Linked DNA regions of Homo sapiens: region 1 is linked to region 2. Evidence: read pairs that join two places in POLR2A ChIA-PET (ENCODE). Cell type or tissue: IMR-90. All regions are shown on one strand. Each heading gives the region's core, and the rest is flanking DNA. Links, peaks and the distances in the headings are about the cores only. Region 1 overlaps STX12 (syntaxin 12). Region 2 overlaps EYA3 (EYA transcriptional coactivator and phosphatase 3).

Region 1 (15,390 bases), core at 6,193-10,192, 150 kb before region 2:
AAAGAGGAGACTATGATAAATCAGAGTTATTGTAAGAATTAAACAAAATAATATACAGAATAATAGTTCCCAATAAGTTCTGTTAAATCAAAATCTGCCACGATTTGAAGCAGCCTTCTTGAAAATAAAGGTTAGTGGGCTGGGCGCTGTGGCTCACGCCTGTAATCCCAACACTTTGGGAGGCCGAGGCAGGCGGATCACGAGGTCAGGAGTTTGAGAGCAGCCTGGCCAATATGGTGAAACCCCGTCTCTACTAAAAATACAAAAATTAGCTGGGCGTGGTGGCGTGCACCTGTAGTCCCAGCTACTCAGGAGGCTGAGGCAGAAGAATCGCTTGAACCTGGGAGGCAGAGGTGGTAGTGCAGCCGAGATCGTGCCACTCGATCCAGCCTCGGGACCAGAGTAAGATTCCATCTCAAAAAAAAAAAAAGAAAAGAAAAGAAAGGTTAGTTTATGTGTGTTTATGCCAAATCCCATCTCTCCAGAGTTTAATATATATTGATAATAGATTGATTAGCAACGTTCTCAAAGATCTCATATACTCTTTTTTTTTTTTTTTTTTGAGATGGAGTCTTGCTCTGTTGTCCAGGCTGGAGTGCAGTGGCGCAATCTCAGCTTACTGCAGCCTCCGCCTCCCTGATTCAATTCTCCTACCTTAGCCTCCTGAGTAGCTGGGACTACAGGTGCCCGCCACCACGTCCAGCTAATTTTTTTTGTATTTTTAGTAGAGACGGGGTTTCACCATATTGGCCAGGCTGGTCTTGAACTCCTGACCTTGTGATCTGCCCACCTCAGCCTCCCAAAGTGCTGGGATTACAGGCGTGAGCCACTGCGCCCGGCCAGATCTCATATACTTTTGACCACACATCAGTAAAAATCAAAAAAACCTTAGGAGAAAAAAAGGTAACACCATTTACATTAGACTGATTTTTGAAGTGAATCTGCTTTAGTGCCTACTGTGCTATGTCCATTTAAAAAATTTTTACATGTTCTGAAATTTTGTATTCTTGCAAGTTTATCTACCTCCCCCTAAATTTTAAAATATTTTATTGTTGTTATTTTTATTTTTAGCCCTTTCTCCTACGCATATTATTCTCCACCCTGTTCAGTATGGTTTCTGTTCAGGACTCAAACTGGAATGCAGATTTTCTTCAACCACTTTACACCCACTTCTTAGTTGAGACAGATTGCCAGAGTCCTATGTAATCTTACAGATTCTGTGGGTGTCAAAGGATGTTGCTTCTTTATACTGTGCTAAGGAAGCCCTTGTTTTGTGTGTCTGTGATGTGTTTCTGGATGACAGCAGCAATAATACCATCTACTTTCTAGGCAGAAGAGAGGCAAAGAGAGGAGCAGCTGGTCTCATTTGACAGGTAATAGAATTATTCATACAACCTGCTGGATAGTTGAGATGGGAATCTATCTCGTTATATTTTAATTTTAAAAATCAATGAAAAAATAGAGGGCAAAAATAAGGGGGCACCTGGAGTGGATAACATAATCCACAGAATAAAATTAAAAAGGCAAAACCATGGGCTTTTCCAAGCTCTTTGAGTTATTGGAAGGAGTAATTTCAAGGTGAATAAAAACTTCCAAGAAACCATTGATGTCTATGTGTTAAGCAGAGAGCTTGACTCCCTAGGAATAAGTATGAACCTACATGTCTACAGATTAGGAAGTCTAAGTCATCTTACCTCTAATGCAGATTTAAACCCATCAGAGTTCTTGGGTCTCTACTCATTTATAAAATGGAAGCAACTCATCCTTCTAGGAGTATTAAGAGGGAAACCAGACAATTTGTATCTGAATGATGTTCTTAACTTCTCCAAACTAATCACATGGAAGTGTATTTGTGGTATTAGTTCAGAACTTGATATGTTTTAGCATAGATACACATCCATCCCTCCCCACTACACTATGAGCACCTCAAAGGCTTGGGGACTCTGTCTTACTTAGTTTTGTATCTCTAGCACGAAGAGGACGTTATTTAAACATTGTAGGGGTGAAGTATGATTTATGATACTGATGGGAAAACACATAATAATGGAAAATTTCAAAGTGTTTTATATCTAGTATAATAAGTAATATGTTTTCCTTTTAAATGCTTGAAAATAAAGAGGCGTTGGGGCATGGTGGCTCAAGCCTGTAATCCCAGCACTTTGGGAGGCCGAGGCGGGTGGATCACCTGAGGTCAGGAGTTCGAGACCAGCCTGGCCAACATGGTGAAACCCCATCTCTACTAAAATACAAAAATGAGCTGAGTGTAGAGGCAGGTGCCTATAATCCCCACTACTCTCGAGGCTGAGGCAGGAGAATCTCTTGAACCCGGGGGGCGGAGTGAAGTAAGCGCCACTTCACTCCGGCCTGGATGAAAGAGCGAAACTCCGTCTCAAAAAAAAAAAAAAAAGCCAGGCATGGTGGCTCAAGCCTGTAATCACAGCACTTTGGCAGGTTGAGGCAGGAGGATAGCTTAAAGCCAGGAGTTTGAGACCAGCCTGGGCAACAAAGCAAGACCCCCATTTCTAAAAAGAATTTTTTAAAAAGTGTTATAACATTTCACTAGCTTTCTGTTAAGAGGGTTTTTTATGGATTGTTTTTTAATAGAGATGAGGGTTTTGCTATGTTAGCCAGGTTGGTCTTGAACTCCTGGCCTCAAGCAGTCCTCCTGCCTCGGCCTCCCAAAGTGCTAGGATTACAGGCATGAGCCACCGCGCCTGGCCTGTTAAGAGGTATTTAACCCAAAGCATAACCCCAAGGAAATTTTGGAAAACTAGGAGATGTGATTCTGTTGAACTAACTGGCAAAGCACTGATAGGTCACTTAGCTTGCTCTTCTCCACCCACTTAGTACTGAAGGTACTAATGCAGCTTGCACTTTGAGAGTGCCCTGGAAGATGATGGTGCAACATAATTCAATGAGTTCAAATCTCTGGCTACTTTCCTTGTCTGGCAAGCCCCAGTGAGATTACAGAGTATACCCCTAAATGGAAACAGCCAGGAGTCCCATCCGTCATAATTCTGCCACATGTCAGCTTTGCCCATGGAAGCTGAGTCTTTGTTTTCCTGATATCATCAGCTCTTTGCTTCTGGATATGAAGAATGTGGCCCTCCAAGACTTTATTGATAGCAGAGGACTGGAGCCCTGGTAATGTCTTTGCATAGGTTCTGCTGGCAGTAGAGATGTTGGAGATATGTCTTGTTATGCCTTTGAGAGGAGAAATCACCTAGTGTGCCTGTTTCCCTGCAGCCATGAGGAGTGGAACCAGATGCAGAGCCAGGAGGATGAGGTGGCCATCACTGAGCAGGATTTGGAACTTATTAAAGAAAGAGAAACGGCAATTCGGCAGCTGGAGGTGAGAGCCACGTCATGTTTTTTGTTTGACTCAGTGTGTCTGCAGGTATCTGAACTCCTTAGTTCACTTTAATTCTCTTAGTGATTATGAAAAGGCATAAAATGTGTCATTGTGTGATTTGTATTTTTTCTGTCTCAGTGTAATCATGGTGGGTTTGAACTACCGGTTTTTTTTGTTTTTTTTTTTATCTTGGATGGAATTTCGCTCTTGTTGCCCAGGCTGGAGTGCAGTGGTGTGATCTTGGCTCACTGCAACCTCTGCCTCCTGGGTTCGAGCGATTCTCCTGCCTCAGACTCTCGAGTAGCTGGGATTACAGGCATGTGCCACCACGCCCAGCTAATTTTGTATTTTTAGTAGAGACGGGGTTTCTCCATGTTGGTCAGGCTGGTCTTGAACTCACGACCTCAGGTGATCCACCCTCATCGGCCTCCCAAAGTGCTGGGATTACAGGCGTGAGTCACCGCTCCTGGCATGAACTACTGTTATAATGGCATTGGCCTTGGTGCCCAGGAGTACTCAAATCCTTTCCTCAATCACCACATCTTATACGGATCACCACATCTTATTTCTCCTGGAGAAATGTACATGGAGAACAGAACAAGGCAGACAGATATTTTATTGCTCATTAGAACTTTGACCTCAAATCTCAATGCCAACCTCCGGGTTAGGCAGGACTCCATGGAGAGCCCCTTTGCTTAGTCTGAAGAGCCCAGAATAAAGGCAGGCCAAAAGTCTTGCTCCATTTTTGTATATCCTAAAGTCTAATCCCAAGTTGTACATCTTATCCCTTCAGTGAGTCAGAGAAATAGGAACAGTTTTTGAGGTGGAGGTTGAGGGAGAAGTCTGTAGGCCTTTCTTACCTAACTGAGCTTTCAACTTTAATTTTGCACAGTGACTAATAAAATATCCTTTTTTTTTTTTTTCCGAGACTAAGTCTTGCTCTGTCGCCCAGGCAGGAGTGCAATGACACTATCTCAGCTTACTGCAGCCTCCCTCTCCTGGGTTCAAGTGATTCTCCTGCCTCAGCCTCCTGAATAGCCGAGACTACCAGTACGCACCACCACACTCGGCTAATTTTTGTATTTTTAGTAGAGACAGGGTTTTGCCATTTTGGCCAGGCTGGTCTTGAACTTCTGACCTCAAGTGATCTGCCTGCTTCAGCCTCCCAAAGTGCTGGGATTACTGGCATGAACCACTGTGCCCAGCTAAAATATCCTTAAACCTGAGTTTTCTCCAGTTTAGTTTTCTCCGAAGGTAGAAGGCTGCCATTGCTGGGATCAGGGGAGGAGAAAAGGAGAGAGGGAAATTTTGAGCTCTTCCTTGGCCTCCATCTGTAGCAGTGGTTCTGAACTGTGAGTGCACATGAGGATCACCTGGAGAAGATTTTTTTTTAATGCCCCAGCTCTCATCCACCACTAATTACCTGATGGGATAATGTGAAATTCCTGTTTATTATATGTTAAAAATGGGCAAATATCCATTATTTTATATGGTTCAAACTAATAAATCATAATTTCTGGGCGTGAGGCCCTGGGCATGGGTATTTTTTTAAAAAGTTCCCCCAGGTGATTATAATATGCAGCCAGGGTTGAGACCCACTGCCCTAAAGGCCATCAATGTCTGTTTTTATCTATTTATTATTTATTTTTTGAGTCAGAGTCTTACTCTGTCACCCAGGCAGGAGTGCAGTGGCGCGTTCTTGGCTCACTGCAACCTCCACTTCCTGGGTTCAAGCGATTCTCCTGCCTCAGCCTCCTGAGTAGCAAAGATTATAGGTGCCCGCCACCACTCCTGGCTAATTTTTGTATTTTTAGTAGAGACGAGGTTTTGCCATTTTGGCCAGGCTGGTCTTGTCTGTTTTTAGATGGGATAGTTTATCCTTAAGTTATGATTATTTTATTGCCTTCAAAAATGTCATATCTTTACTCTTTTTCACCTACTGCTACTACTAATTGAATTAATTGTCTAACATTAGAAATATGGCTAAGTGCAATGGCTCATGCCTGTAATCCCGGCAAGTTGGAGGCTGAGGCAGGATGATTGCTTGAGCCCAGGAATTCAAGACAGCCTGGGCAGTGTAGCAAGACCTTACCTCTACAAAAAATAAAAAATTAACCGGGTGCTGTAACATGTACCTGTGGTCCCAGCTACTCAGGAGCCTGAGGCAGAAGATCACTTGAGCCCAGGAGATCAAGGCTGCAGTGAGCCATGATCGTGCCACTGCAATCCAGCCTGGGCAACAGAGCAAGACTCTGTCTCAAATAATAATAATAATCCTTCCTTCAAAGAAAAATTACTAGCCGGGCGCGGTGGCTCATGCCTGTAATCCCAGCACTTTGGGAGGCTGAGGCGAGTGGCTCACCTGAGGTCTGGAGTTCAAGACCAGCCTGACCAACATGGTAAAACCCCGTGTCTACTAAAAACACAAAAAATTAGCCGGGTGTGGTGGTGCATGCCTGTAATTCCAGCTACTGGGGAGGCTGAGGCAGGAGAAGTGCTTGAACCTGGGAGGCGGAGGTTGCAGTGAGCAATTGCACTCCAGCCTGGCAACAGAGCGAGACTCTGTCTCAAAAAAAAAAAAAAAAATACAGTTGGCCCTCGATATATTTAGGTTTCACATCCTCAGACTCAAGCAACCGTGGAGTGAAAATATTTAAAAAAAACTAAAAAATAATACAACAATAAAAAATAATACAAATGTAAAAACCAATACAGTGTAACAGTATTTTATATAACACATTGTATTAGTTCAGTACATTACTAATACAATGTAAGTGCTATGTAAAATAGTAATGTAGTATAAAATAGTAATGTAACATTATATAAGTAATATAGAGATGATTTAGAATATAGGAGAGAATGGGCACAAGTTATATGCAAATACTATGCCATTTTATATCAGTGACTTAGAGGGAGGGAGTCCTGGAACCAATCCCCCACGGATACCAAGGGACGAATGTACCGTTATAGCAAAGTGGAGTGAGACATATGGAGCTAAGGAAAGAAATGTAATGGATGCCAGGGTATAATGGATCATTTCATATTCAACAGAGGAAAGTCCAAATTCCTTAGCCTAGGTTCAATTTTCGTATCTAGTAATTTCCAAACTCTGACATACACATTCTATGTTATGGCAAAGCTAGGTTATTTGCTCTTTAACTGAGTTGCCTTTCTGTTCATATGACCTCTCCTTTGCTTTAAGGCACAACTCATGTCTTACCTCTTCTGCAGAGTCTTCCTTTTCTCCACACCTTTCTATACCATTAATTCAGCCATTTCCTATATAGTACTCTTCCTTCTTATTTATTTTATTGTGCACTTATTCCCCACGTCCACCCCAGTTAGCTGTATTCACAGCAACTAGCAGACTACCCCAACTATGGTAGACTCTTAGCAAGTGATTGAAATGCTGACAAGACTTGCTTTAGCAGATAGTCCACTATAGTAGACTCTTAGCAAGTGATTGAAATGCTTGCCAGGTTATGATTCCAATAACCCTTCAAACCTGGAAGGGAATTGCCCTCAAATTTCCATAGGGTCATGCCCCATATGAGCACCCCTTTAATAAGACAGGTTTCCATTGTCTTTCTTCTGCCTGATCATGAGTCAGAAAAACTCAAATATAGGCCAGACGTGGTGGTTCACACCTGTAATCCCAGCACTTTGGGAGGCCGAGGCAGGCGGATCAGTTGAGGTCAGGAATTCGAGACCAGCCTGGCCAATGTGGTGAAACTCTGTCTCTACTAAAAATACAAAAATTAGGGCCGGGCACAGTACAAGCTCACGCCTGTAATCCCAGCACTTTGGGAGGCCAAAGTGGGTGGATCACCTGAGGTCAGGAGTTCGAGACCAGCCTGACCAACATGGTGAAACCCCATCTCTACTAAATATAAAGAATTAGCCAGGCATGGTGGTACATCCTGTAATCCCAGGTACCTGGGAGGCTGAGGCAGGAGAATTGCTTGAACCCAGGAGGCGGAAGTTGCAGTGAGCCGAGATTGCACCATTGCACTCCAGCCTAGCAACAAGAGTGAAACTCTACCTCAGAAAAAAAAAATAGCCGGGCGTGGTGGTGCACGACTGTAATCCCATCTACTGGGGAGGATGAGGCAGGAGAATCACTCAAACCCAGGGGATGGAGGTTGCAGGGAGTTGAGATTGTGCCACTGCACTCCAGCCTGGATGACAGAGCAAGACTCTGTCTCAAAAAAAACAAGTAATAAATAAAAATAAATAAAAAGAAAGAAGGGACGGAGGCTGGGCGCGGTGGATCATGCCTGTAATCCCAGCATTTTGGGAGGCCGAGGCAGGCGGATCAGGAAGGAAGGGAGGGAGGGAGGGATAGAGAGAGAAGGGAGGGAGGGAGGGAGGCCAGGCACAGTGACTCATGCCTGTAATCCCAGCACTTTGGGAGGCCAAGGCAGTGGATCACGATGTCAGGAGTTCAAGACCAGCCTGGCCAACATGGTGAAACCCCGTCTCTACTAAAAATAAAAAATTATCCGGGCGTGGTGGCATGGGCCTGTAATCCCAGCTACTCAGGAGGCTGAGGCAGGTGAATTGCTTGAATCCGGGAGGTGGAGGTTGCAGTGAGACGAGATTGTGCCACTGCACTCCAGCCTGGGTGACAGAGCAAGACTCTGTCTCAAAAAAAAAAGAAAGAGAAAGGAAGGAAAGAGAGAGGAGAAAGAAGGAAGGGAGGGAGGGAAAAAAGGAAGGAAGGGGAGGGAGGAAGGAAAGGAAAGGGAAGGGAGAGAGAGAGAAGGAAGGAAAGAGAGGGAGGGAGGAAGGAAGGAAGGAAAGAAGGAAGGAAAGAAAAGGAAGAAAAAAGAAAGGGAGGGAGAGAAGGAGGGAGGGAGGGAGAAAGACCCAAATATAGGGGATTTTGCCAATGTTAAATTCTTCCACTGCTGTTAGGAAAACAAGCTGCAGTTCAGCCCACTGAGCTGATTTGTGTTTACCTTCTTTGATCAGAGCAGTAAATAGGTTGTAGTCCATTCACTTTGGAACTGCTATCCACAGACCATCAGCTTTTTGTCAGTCAGTTGGGAGTTACCATAGGGCATTGTCCAGTGATGACAGAATCCAGCAACTCCTCACACAGTTCCAGAGTCAATCCCAGGGGAAAAGAGGCTCCTTACTTGTAGCTCCTCCTTGCATTCCTCAGATAGCATGATCTTGTATAAACATTTAAATTCTGTAGTCCAAAGTCCCAGTGGTTGTCATCGGGAGGCACTCAACAGGCTTTTGTCACAAGGCCTAGCAGTCTCCACATAGGGCTATCACACCAAGAATTTGTCTATATCAGCACTCCAGCCTTCTGCTGTACTGTTTGGACTTGGGCGCTCTTACTGGTTCTCATGTAGCATGTCCCATTAATGTTGCTTGAAGAGTGAGTTTATGTGCCTTCTGTTTTACAATATTGGGTAGGCAGCAATAGATTATTTTCTGTTTATGGAGAAAGCATGCTTTGTAGAGCCTTAAAAACACACGTGTTAATAGCTAAAACTTTAGGTACGTGAGGGAAACAAATCTTCTAACATGTTGCTTAATGTTAGTTAATTGTTTTTTGTCTTCCTTAGGCTGACATTTTGGATGTCAATCAGATATTTAAAGATTTGGCCATGATGATCCATGACCAGGGTGATCTGATTGGTATGTATTATTGATACCTTTAACCTCAAGGTGAGTTGATAGTATTTGGCATGCATCTGTAATCCCAGCTACTCAGAAGGCTGAGGCTGAAGCACCATCTAGGAGTTTGAAGCCAACCTGGGCAACATAATGAGAATTTGTCTCTTAAAAAAGAAAGAAAGAAAGAAAAAGGAGTTAGGCTAGGCGTGGTGGCTCAGGCCTGTAATCCCAGCACTTTGGGAAGCCCAAGCGGGCAGATCATGAGGTCAGGAGATGGAGACCATCCTGGCTCACACGGTGAAACCCGTCTCTACTAAAAATACAAAAAATTAGCTACGCCTGGTGGCATGCACCTGTAGTCCCAGCTACTCGGGAGGCTGAGGCAGGAGAATCCCTTGAACCCAGGAGGTGGAGGTTGCAGTGAGCCGAGATTGCGCCACTGTATTCCAGCCTGGGTGACAGAATGAGACTTCGTCTCAATTAAAAAAAAAAAAAAAATGGAGTTAGTCATATCAGCTATAGAGTTAAAGTATGTTTAGGAATGCCGTTTTAAAAATTACCAAATTTATTTTTCGTAGCAATTTTTTTATGTTATCAAATGTAGAAGTTAAATGAGGCCTCATGAATACTCAGTCCCATTGACTTCTTTGTACATCTTTGTTTAGAGAAATAGCTCTCAGCTTCCCAGCTTTTATCTCAACAAACTTGCAAAATTATGGGGTTAGTAACCCTTTTTTTTTTTTTGAGACGGAGTTTTGCTGTTGTTGCCCAGGCTGGAGTGCGATGGTGCGATCTTGGCTCACCACAACCTCCGCCTCCTGGGTTCAAACAATTCTGCTGCCTCAGCCTCCCGAGTAGCTGGGATTACAAGCATGTGCCACCACGCCCGCTAATTTTGTAGTTTTAGTAGAGACGGGGTTTCTCCATGTTGGTCAGGCTGGTCTTGAACTCTCGACCTCAGGTGATCTGCCCGCCTTGGCCTCCCAGGTGGTGGGATTACAGGCGTGAGCCACCACGCCTGGCCAGTAACTCTTTTTTTTAAAGCTTTCTATGTGGAAATAATTTCGAGTTTATTAAAAGTTGCAAAAATAGGCTGGGCATGGTTGCTCACGCTTGTAATCCCAGCACTTTGGGAGGCTGAGGTGGGAGGATCACTTGAAGCCAGGAGTTCAAGACTAGCCTAGGCAACATAGTAAGACCCTGTCTTTACCAAAAAATTAGCCAGGCATAGTAACATGCACCTGTAGTCCTAGCTACTCAGGAGGCTGAGGTGGGAAGATCACTTGAACCCAGGAGTTGGAGGCTACGGTGAACTATTATTGTACCACTGCACTCCAGTCTAGGTGACAGAGTGAGATCCCGTCTCTTAAAAAAAAAAAAAAAAAAAAGGTAGCAAAAATAAAAATATTATAAGGACCTTCTTTATACCCTTTACCCAGATTTACCTCTTGTTAACATTCTACCCCATTTGCTTTATTATGTATTCTTTCTCTCTTTCTCTATGTGTATCTACATAATTTTTTATGAATCATTTATGGGTAAGTTAAATACTTCATAGCCCCCAAAAATTCATTGTTTTTTCTCCAAAGAAAAGGCTAGTCTCTTACCAAGGTAGTAACTCGATTTCATGGCTGGATAGTTTGGATAGTGGTAGTGAAACCAGGACATGTAACATCAGAAATCTGTTCAATTTGCAGTCTTAAAACATCTGAGTGTGTTAAAACATCCTCTGTCCTTCCTTTTGCAGATAGCATAGAAGCCAATGTGGAAAGCTCAGAGGTGCACGTCGAAAGAGCCACTGAACAGTTACAGCGAGCTGCTTACTATCAGGTAAAAGCGGGTACCAAAGAAAGTCACTCTGTGTTGCAGACTTTTTAGGCCATCAGAGTACATTGACATATTGAGAACAGCTACAGCCTTTGCTTAGGTTTAAGCTAAAGGAAAGTAGTCATAATTGCAGTCCCAGTTCCATTTTTATTATTTTCCTTTGCAGATAGATCTACAAAAAATAATCACACCTTGAATAAACTTATCAGAAGGCTAGTAACTGCAAAGCTAACCCTATACACTAATATGATACCTAAATCTGCTATGAGGCTGTTTTATATCCCGAACAGCTGAATGTATTTCAATTAGGATAGTAAGAAGTACAGTTAAAGTAGAAGACTTCATAGATTCTTTATGTTGAGTGTTGCCATAGAGGATGGACATAGAATCAACTTCGACTGCTATTTATATATGAATAAATAAGGATAATCATTCTGGAACTGTTCCTGTAAAGTGAAATCCTTCTACATGTTAGTTGAAACTCTGGTTTTTTTACTTATCCAAGTCTTTATCTCAGTGTACAAATAATGTGAATGAAGTCTTTCTCACTTCCCTTCAATTTGGTGTTGCATGGCTTTTTAGAAATAAATAGCATTTCATGTCCTTCGCCCACTTTTTGATGGGGTTGTTTGTTTTTTTCTTGTAAATTTGTTTGAGTTCATTGTAGATTCTGGATGTTAGCCCTTTGTCAGATGAGCAGGTTGCGAAAATCTTCTCCCATTTTATAGGTTGCCTGTTCACTCTGATGGTAGTTTCTTTTGCTGTGCAGAAGCTCTTTAGTTTAATTAGATCCCATTTGTCAGTTTTGGCTTTTGTTGCCATTGCTTTTGGTGTTTTAGACATGAAGTCCTTGCCCATCCTATGTCCTGAATGGTAATCAGTGTGGCGATTCCTCAGGGATCTAGAACTAGAAATACCATTTGACCCAGCCATCCCATTACTGGGTATATACCCAAAGGACTATAAATCATGCTGCTATAAAGACACATGCACACGTATGTTTATTGCGGCATTATTCACAATAGCAAAGACTTGGAACCAACCCAAATGTCCAACAGTGATAGACTGGATTAAGAAAATGTGGCACATATACACCATGGAATACTATGCAGCCATAAAAAACGATGAGTTCGTGTCCTTTGTAGGGACATGGATGAAATTGGAAATCATCATTCTCAGTAAACTATTGCAAGAACAAAAAACCAAACACTGCATATTCTCACTCATAGGTGGGAATTGAACAATGAGAACACATGGACACAGGAAGGGGAACATCACACTCTGGGGACTGTTGTGGGGTGGGGGGAGGGATAGCATTGGGAGATATACCTAATGCTAGATGACGAGTTAGTGGGTGCAGCACACCAGCATGGCACATGTATACATATGTAACTAACCTGCACATTGTGCACATGTACCCTAAAACTTAACGTATAATTAAAAAAAAAAAAAAGAAGAAATAGCATTTCAGTTGTTTTCCGTGTTCCTGGGATAGCTGTATTTTACCTGGGAGTGCTCGTAAAGAAATTCGTATTTAATAATAGTGTTTCCTTTAAAAACTAGGTGATTAATTTAGTGTCCAACAGTAAAGGAATAATTAAGTAAATTATATACATCCACTCATTGTTGCATATGGGAATTAAGAGATGTTTCTGAAGAGTTTAAACAGAAAAATGTTTATACTAAACATTAAGTGAGGAAAAACATCAAACATCATACAATGTGATCCAGTTATGTCAAATAATATACATAGATAACAAATCAGAAAGAAATACAAAAATGTTGACGGTATTATCTATGGGTGATTTTTTTTTCTCCCTCCGCTTGCTGTATTTTTTTTTTTACAATGAACATAACAGTTTTATACGTATTATAAAATGTTATTAAAATACACATGCACAAATAACTTATTTTATTGCAAATAATGCCTGGCAGCACAGGTATAGTTCCTTTGCAAAATTGTATGTGGGGACTTGGAATTAAAACTTTGAAACCTATACTACTCGGCTGGGTGCGGTGGCCCACGCCTGTAATCCCAGCCCTTTGGGAAGCCGAGGCAGGTAGATCACTTGAGGTCAGGAGTTCGAGATCAGCCTGGCCAACACTGGTGAAACCCCGTCTCTACTAAAAATACAAAAACTAGCTGGGCATAGTGGCACACGCCTGTAATTCCAGCTGCTCAGGAGGCTGAGACATTAGAATCACTTGAACCTGGAAGGTGGAGGTTTCAGTTAGCCAAGATCGCACCACGGCACTCCAGCCTGGGTGACGGAGTGAGACTCTGTCTCAAGAAAAAAAAAAACACCAAACAAACAAAAAACACTTGCACTACTACCTAGTGCTGCTGACTTAAGATTTCTGGGAAAGTCTGTGCATAATTTTGCATGGATAGAGTTAATCTTTAATTACAAGGAGGCAGATTTATGAAGCATTCTTAGAGTCTTACACATACAAATTTTACTTGTTTCATGAGTATCTTGTTTACATATTTCTTTCCTCAGAAAAAATCTCGCAAGAAGATGTGTATCCTGGTGCTTGTCCTGTCAGTGATTATTCTAATCTTGGGACTTATTATCTGGCTAGTTTATAAAACGAAGTGATTGCCTCCGATCGTTCTCCCGCTGAGCTGTTTTCAAGGGCAAGTGCTTGTTGAAGTCTTGCCAGAACAAACTGATCACAAGAAGACAGCATATATCAGAACGTCCTGTAATCATTTAGTTAGAAACTAACTACTAACTAGTCTTTGGAATTCGTGACCTATGGAGACAGTAATTATCAATTTATTGATTCTATTGATTTCTCAAATTAGGAATTAACTTATGTGGATTTTGCTTCCTCTTGTATTCTGATTGCCCTTCATCCCAAGTGTTTACTGAAAATTCCATTCTAGATATTCTTGTTTTGACAAATGACACTACAGTCTCGTAATATTGTCTTTTATGTATATACAAAATTTACCTTTTTACTAGCATCTGAGATAGAGTTACTTTCTGGTACCCAGTATATTGGAGTCTGTCAGAAACTCTATAATAGGCCACCAGTTTTTATTATTTAACATTTTTATTTGAATTTCTAAGAAGCCTATTCTCTATCTATTTTGAAAGATTTTGGCACTATATTTAATTGGAAGGTAAAATATTGTACATGTGATCCAGAGTAAATGAGAAGTCTCTATCTGAGCTGGTCAGTTACTGGAGTACATGTTACTAATCTGGGTTTAAAGTTTACTTCATTATCTGCTAGTGTCATCCACAGCAGTTCATCCTCATCCACACTAAGCCATCCTGTTAGCTTTTAAAGGAAGTTAATTTAATTAACATTAATATACTCTATGGGCTCCCTCTCCCACCTGTCTGCATAGAAAGGCAGAATTAGACATAGCATGCTTTGGAAAAGCAAATAGGAATTGTTGGGAATGATTTAATCTTGTTGTTGTTGTTGTTGTTGTTCACTTGTGGTTCTACATTCCTGGTGAATGATGAATGTTGCTGTCAAAGGGCTGCCCCCTACCTTATAAGGGTTGCTGGGCATTTGAAGGCAGGAAGATTTTTAAAGATAGATTGAGGTTGGTTTAAAATTATTCCTGTAAACCAACAATAAAGCAAAGAAGAGGTTCATTTTTGTAAATAACACTGGTTTCAAATAGTGATGTTAGACTTAACCTAATTTATAAACAAGAGATTAATATCTCCATGCATAGTTTTAGACAAAAAAAGATGTTTCAATAAAATTACTGTCTTGTAATATAAATGTTGTCCACTTCCCTTTTCCACAGGCCTAGAACAGTTAAAGGGAACATAATTTGTTTAGGCTCCCACATAAATGTGAATCTGGCCAACAACTTTGGTTCATCCTTTAGTGAATTAGAGGATTTGGCTACCCTGAGTATATTTATATTCATTTCTTCTGTTCTCCTTCTGTTATTATACTTAATCTTCTAAACTAAACTAATGTGAACAGTAGGGAAGCAAGGGCCCAAATGCATAAGTTTCTTTGCACTGTTGCACTTACTTAATACAAATAAATGTTTTTTAAAGCTTTTGTAGTATGTTTTTATGAGTTAACATCCTAATGTGGTAGGTATTAGGTAATGTGCTGTCATGAGAAAAATTGAGACTTCCAAGAAAACTGGACACCAGGTGAGGGTTGGTTTGGAGACGGAATAGGTGTAGCTGCCTTTCCTTGAAAAACAGTGTGTAGAGATGGCTGAGTGCAATGGCTCACACTTGTAATCCCAACACTTTGGAAGGCTGAGGCGGGAGGATCAGTATATCGGTACGTCTGAGCCCAAGAGTTCAAGATCAGCCTGGGCAGTATAGCAAGACCCCATCTCCATTTTTTTTTTAATGATTTTTTAATTAAAAAAAAGAACAACAGGATAGAGCTGTTGGGGTGGCACAGTGGCCCAAAGAGCAGCTTCAGAGATAATTCCTTGGTTCTATGATCCCTGTTTAACTCCAAATTACAGTCGGACTTGGATACATCATTTGTAACATTGTAGGAAAGAAAAAAGTCTTGGTTGTGAAAAACGATTTGCATTTGGGTAAAATAAAGTGACCATGCTTTTGTTCTGTAAT
Region 2 (15,390 bases), core at 1,852-5,851:
ACGGCGTCCTTTGAAGCAGGATCAGACCCAGCCAGCAGAGATGGAGAGTGACTCTGTTGGCAGAAGGCAGGCGAGGATAAGCTAACGATGCTGCTGTGGCCTCTATGCACTCAGCAAGAGCGGGACGCCTGTGCTGGGCCGGGCACCAGGGATGGTGCTGAGTCGGGCAGAGGCCTCCTTTCAAGGAGTTCACAGTGAACAAGATGAGAAGGGCTGGGCCCTGGAGGGTCAAGAGCCCCAATTATGTACAAGACACTTTGGGAGGAAAGAAGACTACCTTTTCCCCCTGCCATTGGTATAGCTGGTGCCCCAAAACTTCCACCTCCCTCCCTGGCTACCTCTAAAATGACTGGTATAGGTGCTGCCCCACCCCTTAGCTCCCCTATCCTGGGCTAGGAGGCCACAGGGGCTGTCCTCTAGAATTCTTCCTTCCCTCCCCCACACCATTCATTCAATTCATGAAACAAATCTTTGCCAAGAGCAGTTTATGTGCCAGGAACATCATTCTGTCCTTGCAACCTGGAACAAGACCAGCTACCAGCCTAGCTTCATCCGCTACTTGCACCAACCAGTCCCGGGTTAGATCCCAAATGCTAGAAGCCAGGGATGCCCAACTCTGGGTGGCCCCAGTCAGAACCTCTGGGATCTCAGTGAAGCTGGCCTGGCCTCTGCTCCTGCTCTCAAGGGGCTGCTTTTCAACCAAGAGCCTTGTGAGCCTGGTCTGAGCCTTGCACAGCCACTGAGTATTTTTTTTGCCTTAGCCAGTGTACCTCCTACCTCAGTCTATGTGAGAGGAAGAGAATGTGTGTGCCTGTGGGTCTCTACAAGTGACAGATGTGTTGTTTTCAACAGTATTATTAGGTTATGAATAAAGCCTCATGAAATCCTCCAACCTAGTCTGTGTCATCAAACGAAATCCCCTATGGAGTTCAGAGCCTGAACTGGAAGAGATCAGGGACATAAAATCTACCTCTCAAAATCAGTCAAGGTCCACGAACAGAGAGAGGGCTGGCTTAGGTGGGGTTTCTCAACCTCGTGTTTGAAGTTTCAGGAGCTGGTGAGCCAGCGTGGGGTAGACAGCTCAGCTGGAGATCAGAATCCAGATCTGGGCTGACTTAGTGCATCCTCTTCAACACCAGCTCTGCTGCTGGGCCCAGCAGGAGTGGCCACAGACACATTTAGGGCCAAGAAGTGAATATAGTTGCCTGGTGAAGAAAGGTCTTTTTGCTGGGAGCTCTGAGAGGTTAAGTGATGAGGTGCCTCAGGGGATGTGGATGTGGTGGGTGATGGTGCTGGGGAAGTGGAACCTTTTGCTGTTCTAGGAGGTCCATGGTTTGGAGAAACGGGACAGAAAAGTCAATTGAGATAGAGAAGAAAATGTTCTAGTCACTGCTGTGATGGGATCCAGGATAGTCTCAGCTCTGTTACTATTCTGGTGGAGACACAAAAACCAGGATAAGTAAAACATTTAGTATATCAGATAGTGTTAAGAAGTGCTAAAAGAAAAAGGGAAAGGGATAGGGAGAGAGAGTAAGTATTTGTGTGTTGGGGGTGGGAATTACAACTTTGTATAGAATGGCTGGGGAAGGCCTTCCTGCAAAACCGGTAAGCTGGTTAGCAGTGACTTGGGTGTGGCCTATAAATGTCACGAGAAGGAGCAGAACCTGGAGTCACTGGTAGCTTGAACCACTGTGGTGGAAGGAATGATGCAAACAGAATTCCACCGGATGAATAAGCACTTGTAACCACTCTGTTGGCCTGGAACTAAAGATGACCCAGAGATGAAGGGTGGGGGCAGGGAGAGGATCTGAGATGATGCTGGTGACTTTTACATACAAGCAATGGTTAGAGGCAGAAAGGATCCTGCAGATCATCCTGTCTAGTGATTTTCAGGCTTTTGAATATCATGTACCTATAAAATGGCCAACATGGTTGCAACTTAATTTTAACAAAAAAGGGCATTAAAAACTACCACCATTTGGCTGGGCATGGTGGCCCACGCCTGTAATCCCAGTACTTTGGGAGGCCAAGGCGGGTGGATCACCTGAGGTCGGGAGATCGCGACCAGCCTGACCAACATGGAGAAACCCCATCTCTACTAAAAATACAAAATTAGCCAGGCGTGGTGGCGCATGCCTGTAATCCCAGCTACTTGGGCGGCTGAGGCAGGAGAATTGCTTGAACCCGGGAGGCGGAGGTTGCGGTGAGCCAAGATCGTGCCATTGCACTCCAGCCTGGGCAACAAAAGCAAAACCCCGCCTCAAACAAAACAAAACAAAACAAAACAAAAAACTACCACCATTTATTTTCATCATCTCATAAAAGGATGTACCAATCTTAGAACAAAGACCATTCTTCTAATTGAATACATGTAAACATACACACACACCTGAAATTGCAGGAAGAGATGGAGATGTTTATCTACTCTGTGCTTGAAATCAATGCCTCTAATATTTGTATTTATAACTGAGTAGGGATATAGCAGCTAACGCGTTTGCTTCAACTAATGTGCACCTAATGAGGAAAACATTTAATAACTAGAATAGGCAACTTCCTCTTTTCTGGGGAATTTTTGGAAAAATACATCTTATAGTCTGACATGTATGGTACTTGGAAGCTAGAACCCAATTCTGATTTCCTTCATTGGACTAAAAGGCAGAAAGGCTTTGTGACTGTTTTCCAGACCAGAGGGATACAGCCAGACCCAAATCAGAGAAATGAAATGAGAAAAAGTAGTTGATGTGACAGGAAATCAGGGCAAATCAAATGAGGTTTGGTATCAGTTTGTCAGTTTTATCGCTTTTGTGGTTTAAGTGCAGTGCAGCAAGGTACTGATTTCTCTCCTTAATAAATTTCAGCATATTTGGAAGTGAATGAAATCTTTTCTCACTCCAGTTCTAAACTTTAAAAGCAATATATTTTAGAAACAATACATTCTCCCATACAAATTATTTTAAAATATTTTCCCATGTATATTTATACCAAATGGTTTGTTCTTACTTTTTTGGTGAAATGACCCAGTTACTGAAAGGGTGACATCTTTCTAATGAACTCTTAGAATTTTTATGAAGCCATAATTAGGACCCCACACAGCTGGGCAACTGTGCTGATCCTATTCAGAAAAGACACAGGAGCAAACTATAGAAAATAAAAACTTTATTTTTTTCAAGTTTATAAGATAGTTCCCATTACATATAACATTACGGTCACGGATTCTACAGCCACAAATGCCCGCAGTCACATAAATATATCCAATCCAATCAATGCCTTTTCCTGCTAACAGAGGCATCTGAAGTTCAGAGGGAGAGTCGCATTTTGAGTAGAAGTCGTCCTTAATGGGAGGGCTCCTGTCAGTGCATTAGGAACTAGCCAAGGAGCCTTGCTTGCCAGAGCTGTCTGACTCAGAGGAGAGGAAGGGACAGATGGCCTGCTGACTGGGGCTGAGGCAGAACTAGATTTTCTCTCTTGTGGTTTAAGATATTTTAGAATCTCGGAATTCAGATCCTATAGTGTGAATATCTGGGGAGTTCTAACTTCTGGATGAAAAAGGAAACCAATTTAGTGGTAAGAAATAGAAGCCTGCTTAAGAGGGACCCTAACTGCCTCCTTGAGGAGTAAGGAGTCAGAGGAAGACCCTAAGCTCACCATTCCTTGGCCCAGACCATTGCTCTACCCCATACTCCTCTCCCCTGTGGTTCAGTGACACTGACAACCATTCAAGGTAGTAAACATCTAGAAGCTCCACATGCTGCAGCTAGAGTTTGCAAGTCAGATTCTATTTGGAATTTTAAAGCTGAGTTTGTGTAAACTGCGAACAAGCTGTGGCATCAGTCTCTTGGGACAACTCACTAGCTTTACAGAAGACAGGAACGCCGCAAATCAAACAAAAGCCCAGATGGGCATCTAAATCTGGAGCAGGTGTCCATTCTTCTGGACACTACCAGCTGCCCCAGGGGCACTGGACAGGGTGATGCTAAGGCACAGTCAGTTTTACATTCGAAAGTCAAGCCACCTCCTCAACCCAAGACACACCTCACTCCAGATCTACTACTAGAGAGAGCCCTCACCGTGACATTACAGACCCATCCTGTAGAACCCACAGTGCCTGGCCAGGCATGGTGGCTCATGCCTGTAATCCCAGCACTTTGGGAGGCCAAGGTGAGCAGATCACCTGAGGTCAGGAGTTTGAGAACAGCCTGGTCAACATGGTGAAACCCCATCTCTACTAAAAATACAAAAATTAGCCAGGCGTGGTGGTGGGCGCCTGTAATCTCAGCTAATCAGGAGGCTGAGGTAGGAGAATCGCTTGAACCTGGGAGGCGGAGGTTGCAGTGAGCCGAGATCATGCCACTGTACTCCAGCCTGGGTGACAGAGCGAGACTCCATCTCAACAACAACAACAAAAAAAAAAAAAAAAAAAAAAAGAGAACCCACCATGCCCAGCTAGGGAAGGACTCATCATTTGGCTAATTTCATGAGGACTCTAATGAAGAGGGTCTCCCCCTTGATGAATGGACCCACAGTGTCCTTTGGTCCTCAGCTTCTAACAGCTCTTAATCCTACCCACTTATTTTCCTTTCCAGATTTTTGTGTTGGGGTGGAGAAAAAGGCAGGGTAATTACAGAGAGCACTGTGTTCCCTGGACAATTCATTTTGGCAAACAGCCAAGAAGCTCCTGTTTTCTCTCTTCCATTTAAATGAGGGTGGCAACAACCAGGAATGAGCAAAGACTGCTCTGCTCAGCCTCCTTACCTCTCTTGGCCAAGTTCAAGTTCCTTTTGGAAAGAGCTAAGCTAGGAAGTCAGAGTAAGAGGAAAAAGGCCAATGATAAAAGTGAGTTCAAGTTACATTCTAAAATAAAGAGCTCCCAAAAGGGTGGAGAGGGAAGTATCTGTGTGTGTGTGCTTGCGTGCATGGTGGGGGTACCACTCCGCAGCCTCACAAACCTGAAGCGCAGCACAACAGCCGTGGCCTTTGTCCAGGACAAAAACCCAACAGCTATACTGCATAGGGGGAGGGTTTGAGGCCTCAGAGTAAAACCTAGAGCTTCCTAAGATCAACCATCAAACAAGGCAGAGCAGCATCTAGGCAACTATGCTGAATACAGACCAAGGGAAGGCCTACCTCACACTACATCTCCCTCCTCCCAACCCCACAGGAAACAAGGCCAAAGAGGCAGCTAAGTAAAGGAGCACTGACTTCAGCTACTCAGCAAAAACTTACTCCTTAAAATCACGAGTTATGAGCGCTTTTCAATGAGTTCTGAAGGAATGTGTATACCAGCCTCTCTCTCTTGCTATCTGGGTGGCCTGGCATTGGAAGGAGTCTTGCCTCTTTGTGCTGCAACATCTCTGGAAATGGGTATGCAGAATCTCTGGTGACAAGCAATTATAGCTGGGGTTGGTCAACAATGCCTCCTTCTGCGGACCAATCCTGCATCTCAATCTGAGGTGCTTGTATCATCTCTCTCTGTGTAGCCTGGGAGAGGCTGAACTTCCTCAGCTCTAGGGAATTTTATCCTGCCTGAGTAGATGCCCAAATTGCTCTTGGAGGGATGGGGCATCCAACAATCATGGCTGGGCTGGAAGGCTGTGACTAGTGCCTGGGCACCCACCAATCTGCCCAGAGGTCGAGAGATGCTCCTGCATTTGGCCCAGGATTAAGTTTTGGGCCATGAAGTAGGGAATGATGCAGTACTCTCATTTAAATCAGGAAAGTCTGGCTGGGTGCAGTGGCTCATGCCTACAATCCCAACACTTTGAGAGGCCGAGGTGGGAGGATCGCTTGAGGCCAGGTGTTCAAGACCAGCCTTGGCAACAATGTGAAAACCTGTCTGTTTCTCCCTTCCCCCCACAATCAGCAAAGTCTTTCTGGTTTCCTACTTTAGAATGGGATTTGAGAAGCAGGGTTTTCCATGGGAAAATTTAAATACAGCAATCTGCTCTTCAGTTTCAGGCAGAGATCTGGGTAAATACATACCTGGGACATCCTTCATATGGCTTAGGGCTTCCACAAAGGAAGTCAAATACATTGGCAGTTTTGGCCAAAATGTAGTTATAAGCATGTTTTTAGATTTGATTTGAATTCTTGGGTCTAATACCCGGGGACTGGCCAGAGCTGCCTGGAGGTGGACATGAGGTGCAGAGGGCAGGAAAGGGGTAAGAACCTAGCATTATGATGACCAAGAAGGAAGAAGCTGCAGGGACGAGCATCTGATGGGAAATGGGTGCTTCTCTGCAGGGGGAATAGGTAGAACCTTTCGGTCTCAAGAGCCAAGAAGCTGAAATTCATAAGACACTTTAGTTCCTTCTCTCCAGTTTGGAAGCTAAGCCTCCTGTGATACAGTCTGAATGACAGTCAAGCTGAAGGAGTTTTTAGGGTTGTGCCATTTGACTAAAGGGAAAAGGGACTGGAAAGAAGACTAAGGCTTCTAGATGGGAAATGCCAAAGTTTAAGTTACTCAGTGTCCAGTGCCCCACAGTTCACCAGCTAGGAGATAGAAGAACAGGAAAGGTATCATCCTAGAGAGCAGACCACTGGAGCAGCTATAGAGGTGCTACTGCCACAGGGAGGTATTTTAGATATTTCAATTACTATTTTCAAGACTTTAAACACCCCTTCTTGCTAGAAAAAGAAAGTGGGGGAAACCTGCGTCAAAGATCAGACCCTTACCTATAAAAATAACATACACATTCGCTGGAAATAAGTGAGATTCTAAGCTAAGGAGACTCTAAGACTGCAAGAGATGTTATCATAAAAGTCTGCTGCATTTATCTGATCACCACAAGTTATCAGTAATTCTCAATCTGGTCATGGACTAAGAGTGCAACTCTGCCCCAGGAATTTCCTTTTCTTTTTCATTTTTTGAAAACAAAAAAACAAAAACAAAACACAGAAAAATTAAAAGCACTGTAGCTGCAGTGAGTCCATTGTTCTCTCTATCCAACTGTCCCTGCTTCTGTATGGAGATGAACACGGGGCTGCAGCTCACTCTTAGCAAAAATTGCAGCTGTTGGTTCTGATTGTGTTCTCGCCAGCATTCCATGGATAAAGACAGAGAGAGAGAGAGAGAGAGAGGCAGAGAGGGAGGGAGAGAGGAAGGGAGGGAGGGAGAGAGGGAGAGAGAGAAAGAGAGAAAGAGAGAGAGATAGAGACAGAGACACAGAGAGAGACAGACAGAGAAAGTTCTCAGTTGGTTCCAGTCTCCAGCTCCCTTCAGGAGTGAAAAGGAGCTCAAGGGGAAGGCTCCTCATTCCAGTTCTTAGAGAAAATCAAGCTCTAAAGCCTGGTGAAGGGATACTAGGTCTCCATGGTTTGTGATCCTCCAGAAAGGCATGTTGTGCTGGAAGAGAGTGGGAATAGCTGGTTAATCCAACTTCTTCTGAGAGCTTATATAAATATTTGCCCATACTCTTTCCTCAACACACCTCTCCCCAAGGTACATGGTAACCCTATCTATCCCTGCCTCATAGGGCTGTTATAATGATCAAATAATCATATGCATAAGGACCTTGTACATTGCACACTTTAGAAATGTGAGAAATTTTAAATAGGTTTCAGTGGTACTTTGTGCTTTTGAGAGATTACCTGTTCTAGCTATTATTTTGAAGACAGGGTCTTGCTGTGTCACCCAGGCTGGAGTGCAGTGGTGTGATTATAGCTTACTGTGGCCTTGAACCCCTGGTCTCAGGTAATCCTCTTACTCCAGCATCCTGAGTAGCTGGAACTACAGGCATTCCAGTTATCATACAGGGTCTTAAGGATCAAATAAAATGGCCCAGGTGAAAAATTAGTATTTGATATAAGATTATACTGTCTCATGGATGGTCAATTTCTTGTAAGTTTCAGAACTGCAACACCTAAATCTTATCTATGTCCAAGATGGAGAATGTACAGATCTGGGAAATAATAATCCCATTATATTATGTAGTCAAAATCATGTCCAGAAAACTGTGTGCTGTTCTGGAGGCCATATTTTACTTTTTATTTTATTTTGAGACAGGCTCTCATTCTGTCACCCAGGCTGGAGTGTAGTGGTATGAACATGGCTCACTGCAGCCTTGACCTCCTGAGCTCAAGTGATCCTCCCACCTCAGCCTCCCAAGTAGCTGGGACTAAAGGCATGTGACACTATGCCTGGCTAATTCTTTATTTTTTGTAGAGATGAAGCCTCACTATATTGTCCAGGTTGGTCTTGAACTCCTGGGCTCAAGCAATCCTCCCACCTTGGCCTCCCAAAGTGCTAGGGATTACAGGCATGAGCCACTGTGCCTGGAGGCCATATTTTTTTTTTTTTTTTGAGACAGAGTCTCACTCTGTCGCCCAGGCTGGAGTGCAGTGGCACGATCTCAGCTCACTGCAAGCTCCGCCTCCCGGGTTCACGCCATTCTCCTGCCTCAGCCTCCCGAGTAGCTGGGACTACAGGTGCCTGCCATCACACCCGGCTAATTTTTTACATTTTTAGTAGAGATGGGGTTTCACCGTGTTAGCCAGGATGGTCTTGATCTCCTGACCTCATGATCGCCCGTCTTGGCCTCCCAAAGTGTTGGGATTACAGGCGTGAGCCACCGTGCCCGGCCGATATTTTTAAATTAAATTAAATTAATTTTTTATATTTTTTGAGACAGAGTCTCACTCTTTTGCCCAGGCTGGGGTGCAGTGGTGCTATCTCAGCTCACTGCAACCTCCACTCCCAGGTTTAGGTGATTCTCATGTGGAGGCCATATTTTAAAGGAGGGCTTTGATAAATCCAAGTATTGGAAACCATGTTCTATGAAGCTGAGGAGATTAACTTTCCTATCATCTAGTTGAAACTGGTTCCAAGTTACTCAGAATATTGAGGTCCTAGAACACAGTTATTTTGGCATATACCCTAGTTGTTTTTCAAGACAGCTGCTCACACATAATATTTAAAAGGCTATTAACATACAGAAGAGGAAACCGACTTGTTATGTTCAAGAATGCCAGACTAGAGGCCAGGTGCAGTGGCTCATGCCTGCAATCCCAGCACTTTGGGAGTCTGAGGTGGGTGGATCACCTGAAGTCAGGAGTTTGAGACCAGCCTGGCCAAAATGGCAAAACCCTGTCTCTACTAAAAGTACAAAAATTAGCTGGGAGTGGTGGTGTGCACCTGTAGTCCCAGCTACTTGGGAGGCTGAGGTACGAGAATCGCTTGAACCCAGGAGGCGGAGGCTGCAGTGAGCCAAGATCATGCCACTGCACTCCAGCCTGGGCGATGGAGTGAGACTCCATCTCAAAAACAAAACAAAACAAAAAAAAGAATGCCAGACTAGTATGTGAAGGTAGAGAAATTTTTGCTCAGTGGAAGGGGGAACACCCTAACAGCTTGGTTGATCCCACGGTGGAATAGGCTACTGGGAACCAGTGTCCTCATCCTTGGGCATATTCAAGCAAGGACTAGAGAGACTTCTGTCAGAAAGGCTGCAGAAAATATCCTTCACAGAGTATAGGTTGAACTGGATAAAGTGCTAAGGCATTTTCCAATTGGTATATACTTTGTTTGTTTTTTTTGAGACAGGGTCTTGTTCTGTTGCCCAGGCTGGAGTGCAGTGGCACGATCTCGGCTCACTGCAACCTCCGCCTTCAGGGTTCAAGCAATTCTTGTGCCTCAGCCTCCCGAGTAGCTGGGATTACAGGAGTGCACCACCATGCCCGGCTAATTTTTATATTTTTAGTAGAGACGGGATTTCACCATGTTGGCCAGGCTAGTCTCGAACTCCTGACCTCAGGTGATTTGCCTGCCTCAGCCTCCCCAAGTGCTAGGATTATAGGCATGAGCCACCGTGCCCAGCCTCAATGGATGTATTCTGTTGTAGATGATTAAAGACATTAGCTCAGAGTTACCAACTCTGCTGATGAGTTGTTCTCTCCCCCATACCCTTCTTCAGACCAGGAAACATTGATGCCTACACCCACTAGTGTCTTTCCCAAAGAGGGCAACAAGAAGCACTTTAGAATCAAAGCTTCATAACATATGTGAAAAAATAAGGATCCCTGAATTGCTACATAAAGTGACAAATGAAAACATGAGATAATAATGCCAACTGATTACCAATCTCATAGTTTATTATAGTTGCTAAGGTTTCCACTTAACTGGATGAAGAGTATCAGGGCAGTTGGTTCTAGCTGGCAACCCAATGCCTCCATGTCTAAGAAATAGAGTTGCTGGAAGAAAATAAATTGGGATAGGGAGGGAAAGAACTTCTACAGATCCATTTAGCAGATGAGGATACTCAAAGAGGATAATTGTTCAAATTCACATAGCTGAGACACAGATGGGATTTTAAGTTCTATAGCCAAGACTCTTTCATCTATTGTTTCCTATATTAAGAAGGGGTGACCTGGGCCAGGCGTGGTGGCTCAAACCTGTAATCCCAGCACTTTGGGAGGCCGAGGCAGGCGGATCACAAGGTCAGGAGTTCGAGACCAGCCTGGCCAATACGGGAAACCCCGTCTCTACTAAAAATACAAAAATTAGTTGGGCATGGTGGCGGGTGCCTGTAGTCCCAGCCACTTGGGAGGCTGAGGAAGGAAAATTGCTTGAACCCAGGAGGCGGAGGTTGCAGTGAGCCAAGACTGTGCCACTGCATTCCAGCCTGGGAGATAGAGTGAGACTCTATCTCAAAAACAGAAAAAAAAAGAAAAAAGAAAAAAAGAAGGGGTGACCTGAAGTTGGGACCTGTATAGTGGTGGGGTTAACATCAGAACAATCTTTCCAGGGCTCAAAGGCAGGAAAGACTTTCTCTACAGAAACAGCTATTGGTTGTACTGTCTGAGAACTTGAAGCATGGAAAAGAAAGAATGATTAGCCTTTTTGCAGTCAAGTCTGATGCTTGAGAAGGCACTGTCTTTGAAGATGGAAGATGGGGCACATCTCAGGTTTAATGATGGGATCCCTGTAGAAGGGCTTAAAGATTTTAAGATTCTTGAGTGACAGGGAGGAAGAGGAAGGGATGGATCTAAAAACTTAAGAGGAAAAACTCCATCTGGAGAAAAAAAAGACCCTCTTTTTCTTTAAAGAAAAATGGGAGAGGAAGAAAGAGAAAATATTATAAATGCATAATAGATTGCTAAGATTTTGTAGTTTTTCCCATTTTTCTCATTACTCGATGTACAACCACATAGACTATTTTTCTTTACCATGGTTACCTGTTTGGCTGCAATTTCTTCATCTCGTCCATCTCCAATCACTACATATGTGACTTTCTTTCCAAACCTTGACACAATTCTCTCAAAGCAGCTCTCCTTACCTGATGAGAAAAAGAAATTTCCTGTTAGAATACTCTTCTCTTCTTTTCAAAACCAAAGAAGAGGGCTGCTGCTAGGTTCACCTGCCTGTGCTTAGGTGGACTAAGTGACAGCCCATGTAGTTTGCTTGCTGGGGAGTAGGGATGGGAGCTAGAGATCCAGTAGACCCTCTGCCCAAAGAATGTGAAGTTGTGCCATTAAAATAACTTGGCCGGGCATGGTGGCTCAAGCCTGTAATCCCAGCACTTTGGGAGACCGAGGCGGGCGAATCACCTGAGGTCGGGAATTTGAGACCAGCCTGACCAACATGGAGAAACCCCGTCTCTACTAAAAAACAAAATTAGCTGGGCATGGCGGCGCGTGCCTGTAATCCCAGCTACTGGGGAGGCTGAGGCAGGAGAATCGCTTGAACCCGGGAGGCGGAGGTTGCAGTGAGCCGAGATCATGCCATCGCACTCCAGCCTGGGCAACAAGAGCGAACTCTGTCTCAAAACAAACAAACAAACAACCCAAAAACTTATTTTAACCTTCACGTTGAGGGTGAAGTCCCTAAGATCTTAGTGTGAGGGAATTTCTATAAATGGGAAAGATTAATAGGTTTAGTGACTTGCCCCTAGATCACAAACAAGCAAGTAGCTAGAACTTGGGGCCCCTGACTCCAAATCTAGGCTCTGGTCATTGTGTCATAATGAATGAATGATTTTTGGGGTGAAATGTTTTAGGGTAGAAAAGAGAAGTGAAAACACAAGGCCCTGATTTCTTGTTAGAAACAATAACAAACAAAAAGCCATTTCCCTCCAATTCTTCATTTCCCAGAAACAGTCCTGGGTATAGGCCTTACGTCTTTCAGTGAGAGAACAGCCCCAGAATAGAACTGAGAACAGTGACCAATAAATATGGCATCAACATTTGTCATATCTGGAACCTCCTTACTTACTATACCTTGTAGTTGTAACCAAGATACTGCATCACTGAAATTGACCTTGGGAAATGGGTGATTTAAATCCATTTCTCAGAACTGCAGACAGTTTTGAGAAACATGGCAGTGTATCAAAACTCAAATCCCATCTGCAACCAACACCTAAAACATACACAGATCATACTGCTGTGGGAAAGATACTTTATTTGTATAAATAAAAAGAAGTTATATCCCTTGCTCTTTTTATCTCCCTGCTTCTGCCACCTTCTTCAGTTAAACAAGGTCCTAACTTTGGCTTTCTTCTTCATCCTGCTCTATTAACCTTCTTGTTCTTTCCCCTTGCCCAACAGAGTGACTTAGCACCAGGGTTCCTGTGTAAATAAGATAAAGCTGCCTCTTCCTCAAGACATTTGACTGCCATCTGCTGGAAAATCACTGTAATATATAAATATACAAATCTAAGATAACTGTAACATAATTGGCCAGAACTTATACTTCCATACGCAGAAGTCCTACTTGGCACAGAAGTTGTGCAGATATGTAACTGCAAATCTTTGACATCCTTAACCCAGTGGCACTTCAAAACAGACGGACTAGTCAACTGGACCAGACACTAGATCACTCTGGGCTCAGCTGGCCACTTACAATACAAGGCTTGGCTTAGGTGCACTTGGGTCTCTTTTAGTGCTAATATTTTACAATAGAATTGTCATGCCTTACATTCATATGAGGGATTCAATCAATGTTTGCTGAGTAAATTCATATTAATCTCACAAATGATTCAGTGGAGGACTGTAGTCCAGGTCTTATGCCTCAATTCAGTTCAAACATTAAACCATTCAACTAATAATAAATTCTTATTATGTTCATGGTGTTGAAGAGTTCTTTAATTCCATTTCACCCATTACAGCTTTACAAACTAAGCCAACCTCCACCAGATGCACAGTCTACTATGATCTGTCTGTAGCAAAAAACTTTTTTAAGTGAGTCAGTTTGACTTTCTTGTAAGACTCAACAAAGGCAGTAACTCATATTTTGAGGATAAGAACACAGACATTTTCACTGTCCTGGCATGCAATGATCAAGGATGAAATATACTCTGTAATGTCTCCTTTAAAAGGATTAAGAGGCCAAGAGAGTTATTAACAGCTCAAAGTAAAGAAGCAGCTCCATGAAAACAGGACTCACTCCAATACAGTTGGTAAAATACTTCCATTTCTGGATATGAGCTTTCCTGTTCAGGAGGATGAGGCCAATGATTAATCAGTTTACCATATGTCAAGCAATTGAAGCTGGTGAACTGTAAGATCAGCCAAATCTTTGGAGAATATTAGTCCCTGGGTTTTCTCTATTAAAATATTTCTAGCCAGGAGCGGTGGCTCAAGTCTGCAATCCCAGCACTTTGGGAGGCCTAAGGCAGGAGGATTACTTGAGCACAAGAGTTTGAGATTAGCTTGGGCAACACAGTGGGACCTTTTCCCTACAAAAAATTAAAAAATTAGCTGGGTATGGTGGTGGAACACGCCTGAAGTCCTGGCTACTCAGGAGGCTGATGTGGGTGGATCGCTTGAGCGTGGGAAGGTTAAGGTTGCAATGGGCTATAATCGTGCCACTGCACTCCAGCCTAGGTACCAGAGTGAGACCCTGTCTCAAGAAAACCCCCCAAAACAAAAAAAACTTCTGACATTTTCAGAAATTATTTTGAGAATTCTCTTTAATGTCCCCAAATCACAGAATGGCCATTAAGAGAACCATATTTTGCTATCATTTCAGAGGAAGTGAAAAAGTATTTCTTCTCCTTGCTCCCATTTCACAGTTCTGTGAAGAAAAGCCTCAAGCCTCCTACTGTGGTTACCATAGCACCAGATCCCACTGCAGCTTTGCAAATTAGCTCTGGATGAACTGAGACTGAGGAAAAATACCAAATAAGCACACTTACTGACAGAGGGAATGAGATCATTTCCATTAGCCTGATGAGCCTGCGGGTGCCAGGTCTCAGTATAATAAGCACTACAGAAAATCTGTCTTTCAGATGTGGGAGGCTCAGTGAGTGCTCTGGGTTCCTATGATATACATAAAGCAACCGGCAGCAGGAACAATATCTGAAGGGAGCGCTTTCATATATGTTCCCTTCCACCCAATCCCTTGTAAATGAAATAATTCAACCATACAAAAAAGCATGGAGAATTACCAGCCTTGACAACAAAGTGAGACCCCATTTCTACAAAAAATAGGAAAAGTTAGGCATGGCGGTGTGCATCTATAATCCCAAGCTACTCGAAAAGCTGAGGTGGGAGGGTTGCTTGAGCCAGGGAGGTCGAGGCTGTAGTGAGTCGTGATCACTGAACTCTAGCCTGGTGAGACCCTGTCTCAAAAAAAAAAAAAAAAGAAAAAAATGCCTACCACCAACGAAGCTTTGTAAAATCTTAACACTTCACAGTTGCTGTATTTATTTACTTATTTATGAGACAAAGTCTTGCTATGCCATCCAGGCTGAAGTACAGTGGCACAATCATAGCTCACTGCAGCCTCAAACTTGTGGGCTGAAGTGCTCCTCCCACCTTAGCCTCCAGAGTACCTAGGATTGTAGGTACAAGCCATCACACCTGGCTAATTTTTTTTTTTTTTTTTTTGAGACAGAGTCTTTCTCTGTTGCCCAGACTGGAGTGCAGTGGCGTGATCTTGGCTCACTGCAACCTCCGCCTCCCAGGCGCAAGCAATTCTCGTGCCTCAGCCTCCTAAGTAGCCAGGACTACAGGTGCCCGCCACCATGCCCAGCTAATTTTAGTAGAGACTGGGTTTCACCGTGATGCCCAGGGTGGTCTTGAACTCCTGAGCTCAGGCAATCCACCTGCCTCGGCCTCCCAAAGTGCTAGGATTACAGGCATGAGCCACGGCTCCTGGCCACACCTGGCTAATTAAAAAAATTTTTTTTGTAGAGATGGGGTCTGACTATGTTGTCCAGGCTGATCTCAAACTCCTGGTCTCAAGTGATTCTCCCACCTCAGCCACCCAAAGCCCTGGGATGACAGGCGTGAGCCACTCCACCTGACCCTTATAGTTGCTCTAGATTAAAAAAAAAAAAAAATCAAGACATTACAGAACAAAACTTTTCAAGTACTCCTAAAATGTAAATATTTTAAATCTTTATATAGATATTACATACTGTACATTTATCTGTCTGCAATGTTTTTTGTTCATCA

What was found. Peaks named below come from ENCODE experiments on the same cell type or tissue, not always from the same donor. Only the 100,000 strongest peaks of a DNase experiment are listed, where the experiment ranks them.
Region 1: POLR2A ChIA-PET joins it to region 2 with 6 read pairs; 6 of 35 experiments call an interaction of 5 or more read pairs at or near these places.

The regions. Positions count from the first base shown.
Region 1 is chr1:27,808,917-27,824,306 of GRCh38, forward strand. STX12 (syntaxin 12) reads left to right here. Exons shown (of 9, transcript NM_177424.3): 5 at 1,330-1,373; 6 at 3,247-3,352; 7 at 8,935-9,007; 8 at 10,734-10,816; 9 at 13,315-15,390. The coding sequence ends at 13,413. Among named protein-coding and RNA genes, the nearest start is that of PPP1R8, 14 kb to the right of the region's middle. In IMR-90, for the core only: no CTCF peak of the experiment used is centred there; a DNase peak (open chromatin) is centred at 8,465; H3K27ac peaks cover 283 bases.
Region 2 is chr1:27,967,205-27,982,594 of GRCh38, forward strand. EYA3 (EYA transcriptional coactivator and phosphatase 3) reads right to left here. Exons shown (of 18, transcript NM_001990.4): 17 at 11,170-11,270; 18 at 3,140-7,342. The coding sequence ends at 7,262. XKR8 (XK related 8) reads left to right here. Exons shown (of 3, transcript NM_018053.4): 3 at 1-889. Among named protein-coding and RNA genes, the nearest start is that of XKR8, 15 kb to the left of the region's middle. In IMR-90, for the core only: no CTCF peak of the experiment used is centred there; a DNase peak (open chromatin) is centred at 3,407; H3K27ac peaks cover 173 bases.